Regions from separate parts of the Homo sapiens genome. Here region 1 is linked to region 2. Evidence: chromatin loops called from intact Hi-C (ENCODE). Cell type or tissue: mammary epithelial cell. All regions are shown on one strand. Links, peaks and the distances in the headings refer to the core of each region. The heading gives the core; the rest is flanking DNA.

Region 1 (7,781 bases), core at 1,688-6,687, 250 kb before region 2:
AGAATTTTTACCTTTCGCTGAATAAAAATTGAGGTTGCTTCACCTCTCTATACTAGGATAAGGGACTGAAGAGTCACATGAACTTGTGTATTCTGTAAGAATGTGATTAATTGCATCACTTACTGCCTATTCTTTAAGAGCTTTCTAAAGATATTTCTCCATTCTTCATATAAGAAGTAGTTTTGCTTCTCTAACAATTAACTGTCTGTAACTTATAGCCATCATGAATTATGTAGCTAATCATGTTTAACTCTCACATAGACTGTTAGAAAGCTTACAGCTCAATTTCTGACCCACATATAATAAGAGAACAAAAATTCATAGCAGGTGGAAAGTGTATTTTCGGCCTATTTTTTGTCTTAATTTTTAAAAATCTTTCTACTTTTCTTTTTGCCTTTTCTATTTATACTTTGTAATATGCCACATAACAATGTTTCTGAACAATTGTCCCATAAGATTACAATACCATATTTTAGAGTACCTTGTCTATGTTTAGACATGTTTAGATGCACAAATACCATTATATTATACTTCCCTACAATATTCGGTATAGTAACATGATGTACAGTTTTGTAGCCTAGGAGCTATAGAATATAATAGAGAGCCAAGGCTGTATCACACAGGTTTGTGTAAGTACACTCTATGATATTTGCACAATAATAAAATCATCTAACAACACATTTATGAGACTCTATCCTCATTGTTAAGTGGGACCTGACTATATTTTTATTTATGGTATGCAAAATACATCAAGTAATTTTGGAAACAATGCATGTAGCTATTGTCACATGTTAAGAGATAGACTATAAATTCAAACACAATTCTCCGAGTCCAAAGGACATTCTTTTCTATTAAAACTATATGTTGAGAGCCATTGTAGAAATAAAAATTCAATGACATGTGAAAAGGGTAGTAGCACGGGGATGGGAAAGTAGTCTCAAGGTAAAGAGACCATGAACAACTCTGATATTTTGAGTCAAGTGAAAGCAGTGAGGGTTTGAACTACTGGGGTAGGGGAGGAGGGTGCCTGCACTCAGCCGGGGAATCCAAGAGGTTATTTAGAAAAAAACCACAGGTTTTGAGGACGTATCAGATTTGAAAGGGAAATAAGACATTGATTATCATTGCTGCCTGGCAGACACCTAAAAATAAGTATTACTGACCAAGTGACTGAATGACTCACTATGACCAAGTTATGCATACTGGATTTGAAGAGACAATGAATCATACAGAGGTACATTTTTGGCTTGTGACTACATCTCTATGGAGATACAAACATGAAAAAAATTGAGACCACCAATGCTTCCAATTGGTCAAGTCTTAAACCCACTTCTTAGTCTGTACGTGCTTTACCATTTTACTAGCCATAGGAATTTGCCTTCCTCCTTTTATTCCTTGTGGAAAACTCCACCCACCCACAACTCATTTGGCTTTCTCAAGGTTGAGTTAAACATTGAGTTTTATCATTGCCTTATCCCTTTGCTTAATATAAACACCTGCACTCTTAAATTAATAATTTTATGATTATTTGCCATTTATTTATTTGATAAATGTTGCCTATGTCCCTAGTGTGTGCTAGGTATTATACTTGATGTTGTTTAGAAATTAATAGGAGTGAACAAAGTAAAAACCCAGAACCCTGCAGAGTCATCAAAGAGGTAATTTTCCTGCCTTGCTATGATGTATAAATAAACTACCATGATAAATAAATCTGAAAAACCATTCAGATTTGCCAATCATTACATTGTCTTCATTAAAAGTTTTATAATCACTTTAGAGCAATCATAAGGAATTACAAAAGTTCTTGTTTCTAGAAGTCAAAAAATATTTATTATTTCCTAGACTCAGAACTTACTTTGCTATAACTGAAATGATTGAGTAGACTTCTGCCTCAAATCACAAAGAAAGCAAAACTCAAGTTTTCGTTAATAAATTTTAGTCTGTCCTTTCTCTTGGGTGTCTGAACACAGGTTCAGTCTTTGACCTAACACACACTAGGAACTTGTCCCTACCTCCAAGAGCTCAGGCACCTATCACTGGGACCCCTTGGGAAAGAGCAAAAGGATTCTGTTCTGGATTTGCTTGGTCTTTATTCTGTAGACAATAGAGTTGAGAGCAGGTGGAATGATTACATAAAGGTTGGCAAACATAATATGAAAGGTATGAGGGACATTATGCCCAAAGCAATGGGCAAGAATGGAGAAGAATGCTGGTATATAGAATATGAGGATAACACAGACATGGGAACCACAGGAGCAAAGGGCCTTCTGACGGGCATCTTGGGAGGGGAGGCAAAAGACAGCACAGAGGATGAGGGTGTAGGAGACAGCAATGAGGATCACGTCTGTCATCACCGTCATGATGGGAACACAAAATCCACACCAGATATTGATGGAGATATCAGCACAGGCAAGCTGGGCAACACCTATGTGCTCACAGTATGTGTGAGAAATGATATGTGTCCTGCAGAAGGGTAAACGATTCACAAGGAAAACACATGGGACAAAAACACAGAAACTTCGGAAACATATTCCCACAGCAATTTTGACAATGGTTTTGGGAGTCAGAATAGTAGTGTATCTCAAGGGTGAGCAAATGGCCATATAGCGGTCAAATGCCATGGCCAGCAGTATAGCTGAGTCCAACACAAAGCTATAGTGCAGAAAGAATAATTGGGTGAGACAGCCAGGGAAACTGTTTGGGGACCAAACCAGAAGATGCTAAGTGTTTTGGGGACACATGTGGTGGACAATATGAGATCAGTAATGGCCAGCATGGAAAGGAAAAAGAACATGGGTGCATGAAGACTGTGCTCTACCACAATGAGGTAGAGAAGGATACTATTGGCCACGACAGCCATGAGATAGATTAAGCAGAATGGGATGCTGATCCAGACGTGGTACTGCTCAAGTCCAGGGATACCCAAAAGGATGAACAGGCCTGTACCATGGTCACTCATGTTGTACATGGCCTTTAAGATCAATAGCTTCTGTGTCCTAAAAACAAATTGCTTATAATGAACATGAGGAAATTGTATGGTAATTCTTCCTCCACTGCTTCCTAGGGGCTGGTCCGCCTCTTTCCTATATTCCAAGAAAAAACCTCTCATTGATATTAACAGCAATGTTCATCACTTGAAGAAAGACTCTCAGACCCAATACTTCTGATACTAATCATCCAGTTACTCTAGAATCTTCTTCAAACTGCATAAACTGCTGTTCCCATTTTAATGACTGAGTTCTCCCTGGGTCAATGTAAGTTGCTGCTATATAAATATGAGTATAGAGAAAAGTAGTCTAACTACATGCAGGGATAGAAAGAAACTGAAAAATACTGGGTCACAGTTGGGAAAATGAGATAATTAACAATTACTGACTCCTAGTACATGCCAGTTTCTTGAAAAATATTATCTTATTTAGAAAAACCTTCTGAGATACGTATTTTTATCCACCTCATTTTTTTTTTTTTTTACAGAAACTGAAACTGAGACATAATCTTACCTAACATCTCACCTTTAGTAACTAGCAGAGCCAAGGTCATTAGATTCCACAGCCACTACTCTTTCATGTTGCTGTTACACCAGGTAACTGCTTCAACTCACTGTGAGATGCCAAGAATTCAGAAGAGGCGTGGACGTGTAGCAAAGGATGTAAAGAAACGGATCACTGGAACTGTAATTTGTCCCAACACTGACCCTACCCCAATTTCAACGACTGTTCTGATATCTCAGACACTACATAGAGAGACTTAAGGCTTGTAGACCAGAATGTTCTCTGAGATTGTGATGTTTGATGCCTCCTATATGAATGAAATGAGAAAGGGTATGAGGCTCAATCTCAGTCCACCCTTAGGAATTAATGAGGAAATCTTGTTTAAGAATCAGAGAAAATTGGTTTGTGTGCTTTTTACAAATACAGAGAGGACCTCTAGTGGAAGAAAAATACAATTTATATATTCTAAATCCTAGGTCAAGCTAAAAGCAAATAAACTTTATAACAGAAGCTAATATTTTTTGAAAACCTTTAATATACTACATGAGACCACTTTTGTAATTTTCTTAACAATTCTATGAGACAGGTAATAATATTATCCACATTTTAAGGATGCAGAGAAAAGTGATTTGTCAAAAGTCACACAAGAAGGAAATGGTAGTGCTGGGAATCAGACCCACGAGTCTTTTCCTAGACTCCTCTATATATAACCAAAATTATCTACAGAGTCTGTATGGCAAATAACATGTATAATATCTGCATAGCAAAAGATACAAAATTAACCAATATATAGAAAACTAAAAATATAAAACAAGTTAACAACATAAAACCAAATACATCATTTATGCTTATAAATGTAGATTGCTGGAATTCCTCTATCAAAAAGCACAAAGATAAATAAAGTTTAAAAATTCAATTATATGTCACTTATATGAGTAAGATCTAAAACAAAATGATGCATAAAGGATAAACAAGTGTGAATAAACAAGGATAAAAAGGATAGACAAGTGTGTTTCTGACAAATTTAAATGTGATGGAAGCAAGTCTAGCAAAATGGAAAGCATAAAAAGTAAAATTTAACTTAGAAAGCATTAAACAGGACAAAAGGTAGTTTGCACAGTTAAAAGGAACAAATGTTTATTAATACTACAAATAATTTGCCAGGCCCAGGAAACCAGACATGATGCTAAACCTTAGGTATTCAGAAACACATATCAGTCTATTCTTAAGAGAACATTACCTGCTAAAGTCAACAGATTTGTAAAAGAAAATTTCAATGCAGAATGAAAGTCATAGGGAATTCAAAGATGCCTGTGGAAACTGAGTGGAGAGGTATTATCAAAACCTGTAGCATCAGAGAAGATCTTGAGAAATAGGTGAAACAATGTGAGTCTTGAGGATGATGCAGATTACTCAAGAAGACAGAGAAAAAACATTTCAGGCAGAGAAAGCAACACATACAAAGGCTTAGAGGCATGAAGTTATGATATATTTTGGTAAATTTACATCATCTAGGTATATTTAGCGGAGTGCTGGGAAATGGGTAGCAGCCAATCAGTCAATAAAGATGTAAGCATGTAATAGGTACTGGAAAGATAGTGTGTATAAAACAGATGCAATGCCTCTCGTGGTGGAGATAATTTATTGAGGAAGACAGACACTATTCAAATAAGCAGTAGGTTATATGTATAAGAATAATTATTACCTGCGATGTATGTTATGGAAATATATAGGTTATCATGAGAATCAATAACAAAGACGATTGGACCTGCAGGAGATAGGAAAGGATTCTTGGAGGAAGATATTGTAAAATGAGGTTGATTTTAACAAAAATATAATAAAATAAATAATACTGAATTCTACCTGTAAGTCAATTGAATTTAGCCCTTCCTCCCTCCCAGAGAGGTAGGTCCCCCTTATTGTTTCCATATTACAGACAAGAAAAAAGATGATACACAGAAAGTATATCCAAATTTGTTCAGCTGTTAAGTGGAAAAGCCAAATTTCTAACAGGTAGTTTGACCTCAGATCTTTTCTTCGACTCCACTTTACACTATATTATTTTCAGTAGGCTAAAACAGAAAGGAAAGCATTTAGAAAGAAAAGTGTGTGTAAAGTCCTTCAGGTAAGAAGGAGCTAGATGTGGAAATAAGCTCCTTGAAAGCAGCAGGTACTTGGTGGTGGTGGTGGTGGTGGTTGTTATGTGTGTTTTAATATATGTGGCTCATATGCTAAAAATGAAAAGAAAAAGAGAAAGAGAAAGAAAGAAAGAGAGAGAGAGAAAGAAAGAAAGAGAAAGGGAGAGAGAGAGAAGGGAGAGAGAAGAAGGAAGGAAGGAAGGAAGGAAGGAAGGAAGGAAGGAAGTCTAATGAAAACATCAAAATTATGAAAAATAGCAAACATTTTTAGCAGGCACCTAGCCTCTTCAAGAGACATTCATCTGGAAAGGTGGCATTCATCTGGATGCATTGGTTATGCCATAAACCCTAAGTATAACCAGCATAAAAGGATGCACCCTGTCCCAGTTTGCTATTCTTATATTTATGCATTTGTCCAACCACCATTTGTTGAGGCAGTCTACAGGACAGTATAGACGGTTACGAGGAAAGAGCTGGAGGCCAGACACTCCTGGCTGCCATACACCAACTCCATCAGTTCTCTTTAGATGAAATTGGGAAATTTATTTAACCACTCCAAGATTCTGTTTCCTCATGTGTGTATGAAGATCTAAGCTACCTCACAGGGTTTGAGGATTGATTGCAATGTTATAAGCAATGCACTTTGTACATTGTTTAGTACATTACATAGTGATCTTTTTTTAAGTTTTAATTTAATTTTGTATTTTATTCTACTGTGTAACAAGCACTGTGGATGCAGATATGACTAAGACTTTTTTTTTTAACTGTCCTCAAGGAGATCACGGATTAGTAGGGAAATACACACAGAAGGAGGCAATTCCACTGCAGAGTGACAAATAATATGTAACCTCAAAAAGCACAAGGATCTGTGTGGGCACAGAGAAGATACTATGCAATTAGGAAAGAGGGCAGGATGGTCAAGAATCTTATATTGGAGCTGTGTTTTGAAGGAAAAAGAGAAATTCTCAAGGCAAATGACAGGAATAGGGATACGCTAGGCAGAGAAGACATTATTTCAAATGTGAAGGATTAAGTGAGAATATTGTGAGATTTGGGGAATTGTATGCACCCCGATATGGACAGCACCCTAGATATGCTGAGACTGAGAGAAAAGAAGAGGAAGGTCAGATGAGTTTGGAGAAGTAAACAAGAACTTGTACTTTCTGATTCAGAACTTGAATCTTATCCTGAAGACTAAGGGAGGGAGGGGGCTGATAGAGGATTTTACTTGGGAGTGTGACAGAATGAAATTGACATATTGAAAACTGCATTCTGGCTGCTGTGTAGACTTGCTGTTGGAATGAAGTAAGATGCAATTGAAATGAAGTTTTAGAAACAGAATGAGTTTGAGAATTTCCCTGTAGTCCAGGGAGAAATGATGATACATGCTAAAAGGGATGAATTAAATAATGCTTCCTCCAGGGCTGGAATTGGGGGAAATGCCTAGAGTGCAACATTTAAGGAACAAAGGACTCACTCTCAGGGTTTTAAGTGCTTCCTTTAATGTTGCATCCTAGGCACCTCTATGGGGCTCACTGCTCAGTACACAGACACTCAAGGTGTTATTGCCAGTTAAACAGAAAAGAAGTTTACTGTTTTCTTCTTTGCTCACTTGTCCCTGTGTGCTGTTTAGCTGGAGACAGGGGCAGGAAACAAGTCCCAGAGGTCACTCCACTGGGACTTTCTTAGGAGCCATAAATGCTCTCAGGCTCATCGTGTCTGCAGCGCAGTGGGAGTCTCCCATCTGTGGTTGAAGGAATGGATGGAAGTGTGTGAGCTAGATTGCACAGATAGCAAGCAGAACATTTCTGGTGAACTTGGACACACAGACACGTGGAAGTTACTGTAACCACCTAGATTGCAAGAAACCTTTCCTTTGTGGGCTAGCCAAGTGGGCAGGAGTAAAGTAAGTAATTTTATTTCAGAGTGTAATTTTTGGCTACCTTTACCCAGGATTTCAAGTCTCTGAATCTGAATTTCCCCACAGGTCCCCTGCAACATTTCTCCAACTTTCAGCCTTCTTGTGCCCTTTCCCAGGAATAATGCCCACCTCTGTACCTTGCTCTCTGAATCTTCCCCAGTGACATTTTGCAGCTATAATTATCTAATTCACCGAACCATGCATGATGAAAATGCCAGCATCCAGGGGCTC
Region 2 (7,781 bases), core at 1,558-6,557:
TTTACTAAACTGGCAAAATTAAGCCAAAAATATAACTAATATCTTATCTCACTCTTTCCCTGAGTTCTGTCTCTTTCAAATTAATGACAAATGTGCTTTCCCTTAAATTAAAAAAAACTATAGATATAGCTTGTTGTTGGGTATAAAAATATTCTGGGAATAAATGCTCGGTGCCACAAAGTGAAACCCGCACTCAGGCAAAAGTTATCTTAGCAAGGCAATTTACTTCTGCAGAAGGGTGCCACTCACATCAATCAAGATCACAAGAGCACAGGGAACAAAGGAGAGCAGCGAAGTTCTCTCTCTAATGGTAGTTTCTACTTCTGTGTCACTCCCCCATGGGCCGGGGTCAGACCGCACAGTCTGAGCTAACCTGATTTGTTACTTGCAGATATCTTTCTAAATATGGAAGGGAAGGGGGACTTGAGGTACAGTGGTGAGGCCTGTGAGATGTGCAGTTTCGGGGGAACAGTGGGTGCAGATAACTAAGGGAACAGACGTGAGTTATTGATTAGAGCTGATGGGAAGCAGGTAGGCTGTTTTACAGTAACTAGGGACAAGGGGGAACAGGAAAGTTGAGTTTGAGAACAAAAGACAAGGAAGTTAGCAGGCTAAATCTTTGAAGAGGAACTCAGAGAAATTCATTGTATCTTACAATTCCCCCCTTTTAATTTTCTTATGATTCTTTCTCTTCAAACGTTTTTAACATGTCTTGGCTTTGCCATTCGATTTGATCTTCTAAAAGGAAAAGCTTACTTGAATAAGGTGGAGGAGAACTAAGGGAGGCTTTAGTAAGTGCTGTTTGTACAGTCCTTTGTATTAGCCTATGGATGCGTGGTATGACATAACACCTAACAAGAAAGAGTACACTTATTACAATTGCAAGAGAAATAAGAATTAAGGCTATGATTCTTTTCCGTTTACTGAACTACTTTCTTAGCCATCCTGAAATAGGGTCAGTGACTAGAATTTTTAGCTAGTTTATTGGATAAAGTGGTAAGTCTTTGTAAGGCCTTTTTTATGCTCCTATCGGGGGCAGTGTTGTTTGGGATTAAGGTAAAACATTGGGTTTTAATCATAACACAAACCTCACCTTTTTGGCTAATAACATGTCTAGTGCTATTCTGTTTTCTTAAGCTCTTTGGTTAGTAGGCTTTAATTGGTCAGCTATTCCTTTGATGGCATCCCTGGTGTAATTAATAAACTGCTGCTGATTATAATGGATGTAATTTATCTAAGCTACATTTTTATTAATAGTTACTTGTGGAAATATGGATTCAAATTCTGCAGCTATTTGGTCTCGGGCTTTGAACCTGTCAGGCACTCCTCGTGGGACACTAATGGCATCTATGTAAACTTGAGAGTTAAAAGACTTATAAGGGGCTTCTCTTATTTTTCAGTGTTGTGGTTTTTCTTTTTCTGGTTGATGAAATTCTACAGTGAAAGGGATAGCCAACTGGACAAAAGCACAAGTGCCGCTCCCATTACTTGGCAGAGTGTCCGTTAAGGGTGTACTGCAACACCACCATCTATCCTCTGAAGGATGACTAAGGGCAGACTGATGGGTAAGCTCTTGGAAGGGCCTAAGCTTGCTGCAACGTGTTAAGCTTCCAAGGAATGCCAAGTTCTCCCCATGTTGTGAGAGACATGAGGTGAAATTGACGTCAGGAGGTGGAAGCTGAATGGCCCTCGGGGGCTGACCTCCAGGGTGTTGGACTTCAGGATATAGCAGAGAGAGAGCTTGGCATGATTTGTTGCCTTAGGCTGTGGAATCTTGGAAAACAGCTACTATACAGCCCATGTCTGGTCGACTGAGGGACTATCCTAGCGGAAAGGAGACAATCTGGGCCTCTGGTCTGCTGTGCACACAAGAATAACAATTGCTTTTATTCAAAGTGCGGACAGAATATTGAATCCATCCCAACTAAGCATTTATATCTTGATACCTTGTTTCAATTGCTAGAGTTTGTCTTAGATCCTTCACTTCTACAATATTTACTTTGGCATTGTTGTTGGGCAGGGTAGAAAGTTTAGAAGGTGAAGGAGGGTCAATAAAGCGTATTTTAAAGAGGCCTACAGGGTCGTATCCATTGGCCTCTGCCCCTAAGCCGTAAAAGCCTTCTAAAGGAAGCGTATGGTTGGTAGAGGTAGCAGCATTAATAGAGATAGTTACTGGGTTACAATGGTAAAGTTGGCAATTAGAGGGGGTGGTTCATTTGGTAAGGAGGAGGTAAGATTTTAGGTTGGTACAGCCTTCTGGGGAGGTCTCGCCGTGTTCATTGGCAGTCAGGATGACATCTGCTCATTGAGAACGTATCTCCTAACTTAAGGTGCCTTGGTACCCCCACCATGAGCAAGGTGTGAGGTCAGTGGTTTCTCTGAAGGGGCAGAGGTGTTTTTCTAAAGGAGAGACATACCTTTGCCATTGTTCGTCCTCTTCACAAGGCATAACAAGGCAAGCCTCAAAGGTAATGATTTGGGATGAGTCTGACTTAGTTACATTGATAATAAGGTCAGCAATAGAATGAGGAAAGAAGAAAGGGTAATAGAATAGATAAAAGAGAGTTAAACTTTCCTTAACTTTAGTTTGAGGGGTTTTTTCCCTTGAATAATGGTCCATGACTTTGGGGATGGTGGTGCTTTCTTGACTCGGGTATGATGGGTCCATCTTTTCTTGCTGTTTGGACTGCAGTTTCAGTGGTTTGAAGCACTAGGCCAGCTCCTCAGGCTGGTGTCAATATACTGGGAACTTTAGGGGTGGCACCTGTACCGGAAAATTTTGAGTTCTGAGGGAAGAGAAAGTGGAAGATAAACCAAGTATGTAGGAATGTTGGCAGTAGATTGTTTTGGGAGGTAGTTTGGACTTACTAGGGTAATAGGAAGATAGAAGACATTTCATCTATGGCAACCAAGTCTCTAGACTTGTTTGGCTAAGGGTATAAATTCCTAAACACATATAAACTTTGACTGTGTTATACATCGCTTGGGGTCTTTAATGGGTAATGTTTTTCTGAGTTCCCTTTAGTGCCTACAGGAGAAACAGCAGCCTGTTCGGCTTATCTGATTTGCTAGGTTATTTTAAAAGACAGGCTTTTCTGGTGCTTGGGGACATGGACAATAGATACTTGGGTGATTAACTCCTCATGAACAAGGCTTTGACTTTTACTATTAATCCAGTCTGAAATTTGCTAAATGTATTAGCCACTGTAAAGGCATATTTAGAATTAGTACAGATGGTTCTTTCCTGGTCCTGCAGGTAATTTAAAGCTTGACTAAGTGCAGACAGCTTATAAATTTCTCTAGGAACTTCTTTATTAATTACTGAACACCTGTTGCGTTCTTTTTCCCTTAATCATTCCTGAAGAGGGTTTCTTCTAAGTTTGGCCGAACGTTTGTAATCAGTTAAATCTAAACACGTGTGCTTTCTTTTTAGCTTTGGATATCTCATTAAGAAACTTGCTAGATTAAGCGAATTATCAGTCATTAATGTTAAACTATACTTTTAAACTCGTACTTATACACATGTAATACTTTTCTGGTGGTACATTTTAATATAAGTGACTTTAAATAATCAAAGTCTTTTCTGGTGGATATTTTCACTTTTAATACTGGCCTGACCCATAATAAATGCTAGCGGATATATCAGCTGAAAGATTATCTACTACTTGTTCAGGAAACTTAGCCGCGGGGATGCCTAGCTGCTTGGAGCCGCATCTGAAGCCTGTATTACTTGACCCTGGCAAAAGTAAGGCATATGTCCCATAATGTAGTCTGCTTAGGCATAGGCTGCGGCAGAGCATGGGCTTTTTCTGCTGTGGGGGCGCACTAGAGGCTGCACGACAACGACAACATGTTGAGGCAGATCCTTGATGTCGCTAGCCTGTCAAAAGCCACCTGGCGAATGAGGAGCTTGGATTCCTTTCACAGAGGAGGACTTAGGCTGGGCCTGAGGGGAAGGGTTGGGGGTATTAGATGGGGGACTAGGGGCATTAGGTAAAGGATGGTCCAGGGAATCCTATGTGCTGTTTTCTTTGCTAGGATCCTCTGAGAACCCTCCTTCACTGTCTCCACAGTAGGGGCAGGTGCATAAGGGAAAGGGAGGACAGGTCTTTGCCTCCAAAAAAGAGCATAGTCCAGTTCTTCTTGAGAAACTGGGCTTTTATTATTTACATGTTAAACTGAAAGTTGACATAGTATATCCTCAGTTGACCCAAACTTTGGCCAGAAGATTGACGGATTGAGGTTAGGTCTTTGAGTCCAAATAGAAAAGCAATATTTTATCATTTGTTGCTTTTTCTTATGTTTAGTTCTTTCATTATCTTCCCAACATTTTAGCATGAGACTTAGGGGACTATCAGGTGGTATATCTTTGTTACTATTCATATCCTTTTTCATGAGACTTAGGGGACTATCAGGTGGTATATATCTTTGTTACTATTCTTACCATTTTTGCTTGTAATATTTCCCATATTGGGTCTTGGCTAGGCGCAATCTCTCATATTAGGAATTTCTTGCCTAACGGGGCATTGCTGTGGCTCAACCCCATCATATTAGGGATTTCTCGCCTATTTGGCGAGGGATTCCTTGTGGCTCAACCCCTTGTGTTAGGGGACCTCTTGCCTATCCTTCACTGGAATCGTAACTGAGGCTCAATTCGCCTATCCTTTAGCCCCACCTGCTGGAGGCTCTTTGCATCCTTTCGCTTTGTCCACTCTGGCCGCTTCCCTCGTGGGAATATTTCAGGTTCCTCTTAGCCTTGATGGCGGGTCAGCATAAACCCCTGATGGGACCCCCATATGAGGTGACCACAGAACCACAGATTGGACTCATTCATTCTGCGCAGCAGGAGCGCTTGCTACCATTCACGCACTTTCAACCTCCAGAATGCCCCGACCCACGGCCCCCAACCACCAAGGAAGTACTTTGTCGCCCCTGTGACGTTTCCTACCTTGATCTGTGCACAGAGTTTACCTGGTCACCGCGGTATTGCAAGCCTCTCCTCCTCGCGTTGCTGAGAGTCCGAGTTTATTCATCACAATGGGTGGGTCCCGATCTCCCCTCCCTGAGACTACCGCAACGGGGCATTGGAATGCGTCTCCCCTGGGTAGGATGACTGAAGATCCCTTTCTGAAGGAGAGTGGGGATCCCAGATGAGCCCCCAGAGTTGTTGGGTGTAAAAATGCTCTAGGAATAAATGCTCAGTGCCGCAAAGTGAAACCAACACTTAGGCAAAAGTTCTCTTAGCAAGGCAATTTACTTCTGTAGAAGGGTGCCACTCGCATCAATCAAGATCACAAGAGCACAGGGAAGGAAGGAGAGCAGGGAGCTTTTATCTCTGACAGTTTCTACTTCTGTGTCACTCCCCCATGGGCTGGGGTCCCCCATGGGCTGTGTCACTCCCCCATGGGCTGAGCTGACCAGATTGGCTACTTGCAAATATCTTTCTAAATATGGAAGGGAAGGGGAACACGGGGTACAGTGGTGAGGCATGTGAGATGTGCAGTTTCCGGGGAACAATGAGTCCAGGTAACTACGGGAACAGATGTGAGTTATTGATTAGAGCTGATGGGAAGCGGTAGGCTGTTTTACAGTAACTAAGGAAAAGGAAAGTTGAGTTTGAGAACAAAAGACCAGGAAGTTAGCGGCTAAATCTTTGAAGAGGAACTCAGAGAAAATTATTGTATCTTACATTGTCTTTCAAAAAAAAAAAAAAAGTAAAGCTATTTTCAAAGCAGTTCTATAAAAAAGCTGAAAAATGATTACCATTGCCCAAGGATAGTTTCACTATTCTGTGGGCTAATTAAAGACAAGAAATTTAAATGTGTCCCAGAGATTCTGGCACATTGTGTCTTTGTTCTCATTGATTTCAAAGAACATCTTTATTTCTGCCTTCCTTTTGTTATTTACCCAGTAGTCATGCAGGAGAGGCTATCACAATCTGAATTTAGTACAAGAAGATACTGTATTATGAGAAAGAACAAATAGCAGTAAGTTTAAGGAAAGGAAGAGAGATTTGGGAAAACGGTATAATTAATTATTCTACACTTATTACTTCAAGTATAAGGACTTCATTTAGAACAACATTCTTCTTGTCATAACTCATTCCTCTGAGTGGGAGAAGCATCAGATATCAGTGAGCTATGGGTGAGCTATATGCTGAGCCTTGACGCTTCACAGAAGTCAATCTCCCTGCCTGAATAGGCCACGCATTCTGGTCTGTCCACATTAGCAAAGTCAGTGGCCAAGCTTTCCGAAAGAGACTTGTATGTGTCTATGCTAGGGACTGGATGAGCAAGCTAGTCTAAATCAGAGGCAAGGCAGAACAAGGTATTTTGCCTGAAAAATCTAAAGCCTCATTTTCCCAGATGTATATCATAAAATTGTTGACATTCTCTGTCAACTCCTTGTCTCCTGTGTGTCTCAGCTCTGAACTGAGGAGGAAAGTACAAGGTTGTATTAAGAGGCCCTCAAAAATCCCAAAACATTTTAAAATGGAATTATGATGGAAAGATAAATAAATAAGGTAGGGGAAAAGTCAAATGAAGCAAAAACGCAAAGGAATGTGTTATAAGTATGAGATGTAATGTCACAAATTACAAATACCAGAAAAGACTTTCAGAAGGAACAAATGCTCAAGGTGGTACAGAAGATAAGCTGGTGTTAACATTGTGGAAGGGGGATGGGAGGTAAGAACTGTTTAAGGAAGAGGAAATGGCCGGCATGGAGGTTTTGAGGAATGAATGTGCCACACATGAAGGGACTGAAAACAAGATTAAGTGGGCTCAAATCAGGGGCCAGTTCTATCTGAGTTTATAGTACACAATCTTTTTTTTTAACCTAATATGTTACCTTTTTGTTGTTTTGTTATTGTTGTTTTGCTTCATACTAAACCTAGAGCCCTATGCCTATGATGTCAGGTAATTTCATAGAGTCATTTTTGGGTTTATGGTAAGAACAAGAGAGACAATGAAAAGGTTTAAGAAGATGAATGATAAAAGCTTTCTACTTGGAGATAAAAATTTTTTTATTGTAATACAGAAAGTTGAGAAAATAATTTTTGAAAAAACTATTGGCAAAAGTGGCTAAACACAAAATATATTAAAATATTTATAAAATATGATATATAAATATAATTTAAACTTTGGCCACCTGTTTTATTCTTGATATGTAAGATTTAATATAAAAATGAAATTCAAAAGCTAAGAGAGTGTATTACTACCAGACCTGCCTTACAAGAAATGCTAAAGCTGAAAAAACAGGATGCTGATTAGTGACATGAAAACGTATGAAAGAATAAAAGTCACTGGCAAAAGTAAGTACATAGTGAAACTCTGAATAATACTGTTATGGTGGTATATAAATCACCTATATCATTAATATGAATGTTAAAAGACAAAATTAATTTAAAAAATAGACAGCTACAATAGTTTGTTAAGGGATATACAATATAAAAAGAAGTAAATGTGACATCAGAAACATAAAATATCAGGGAGAGTTGAGTAGAAGTATGGAACTTCTTTATGCAATTGAAGTTGTTATCAGCCTAAAATAGCCTTTTATAAATATAGAATGTTTTATGTAAGACTTGAGGTAACCACAAAGCAAAAACCTATAGTAGATGCACAAAATATAGAAAGTAAAGAACGAAAGCACACTATTAGAGAAAATTATCTATCACAAAAGAAGACAACAAGAGAAAAAGAAGGGAAGAAAGAATGTAAAAAACAACAAGAAAACAACAAAATGGCTGTAGTAAGTCCTTACTTATCAATAATTACCTT

Evidence for each region. A loop is a pair of places that touch in the nucleus more often than their neighbours do. Peaks named below come from ENCODE experiments on the same cell type or tissue, not always from the same donor. Only the 100,000 strongest peaks of a DNase experiment are listed, where the experiment ranks them.
Region 1: a loop joins it to region 2, with 13 times the contacts of the local background. A loop is called at or near these places in 2 of 110 quality-filtered maps.

Annotation. Positions count from the first base shown.
Region 1 is chr11:5,549,629-5,557,409 of GRCh38, forward strand. It overlaps the pseudogene OR52H2P. Among named protein-coding and RNA genes, the nearest start is that of OR52H1, 5.0 kb to the left of the region's middle. RefSeq lists an enhancer at 6,831-7,395. In mammary epithelial cell, for the core only: a CTCF peak has its summit at 3,917; no DNase peak of the experiment used is centred there; H3K27ac peaks cover 127 bases.
Region 2 is chr11:5,803,951-5,811,731 of GRCh38, forward strand. It overlaps OR52N2 (olfactory receptor family 52 subfamily N member 2), which reads left to right and starts at 4,974. Exons shown (of 2, transcript NM_001005174.3): 1 at 4,974-5,104. In mammary epithelial cell, for the core only: a CTCF peak has its summit at 4,680 (motif pointing left); no DNase peak of the experiment used is centred there; H3K4me3 peaks cover 686 bases.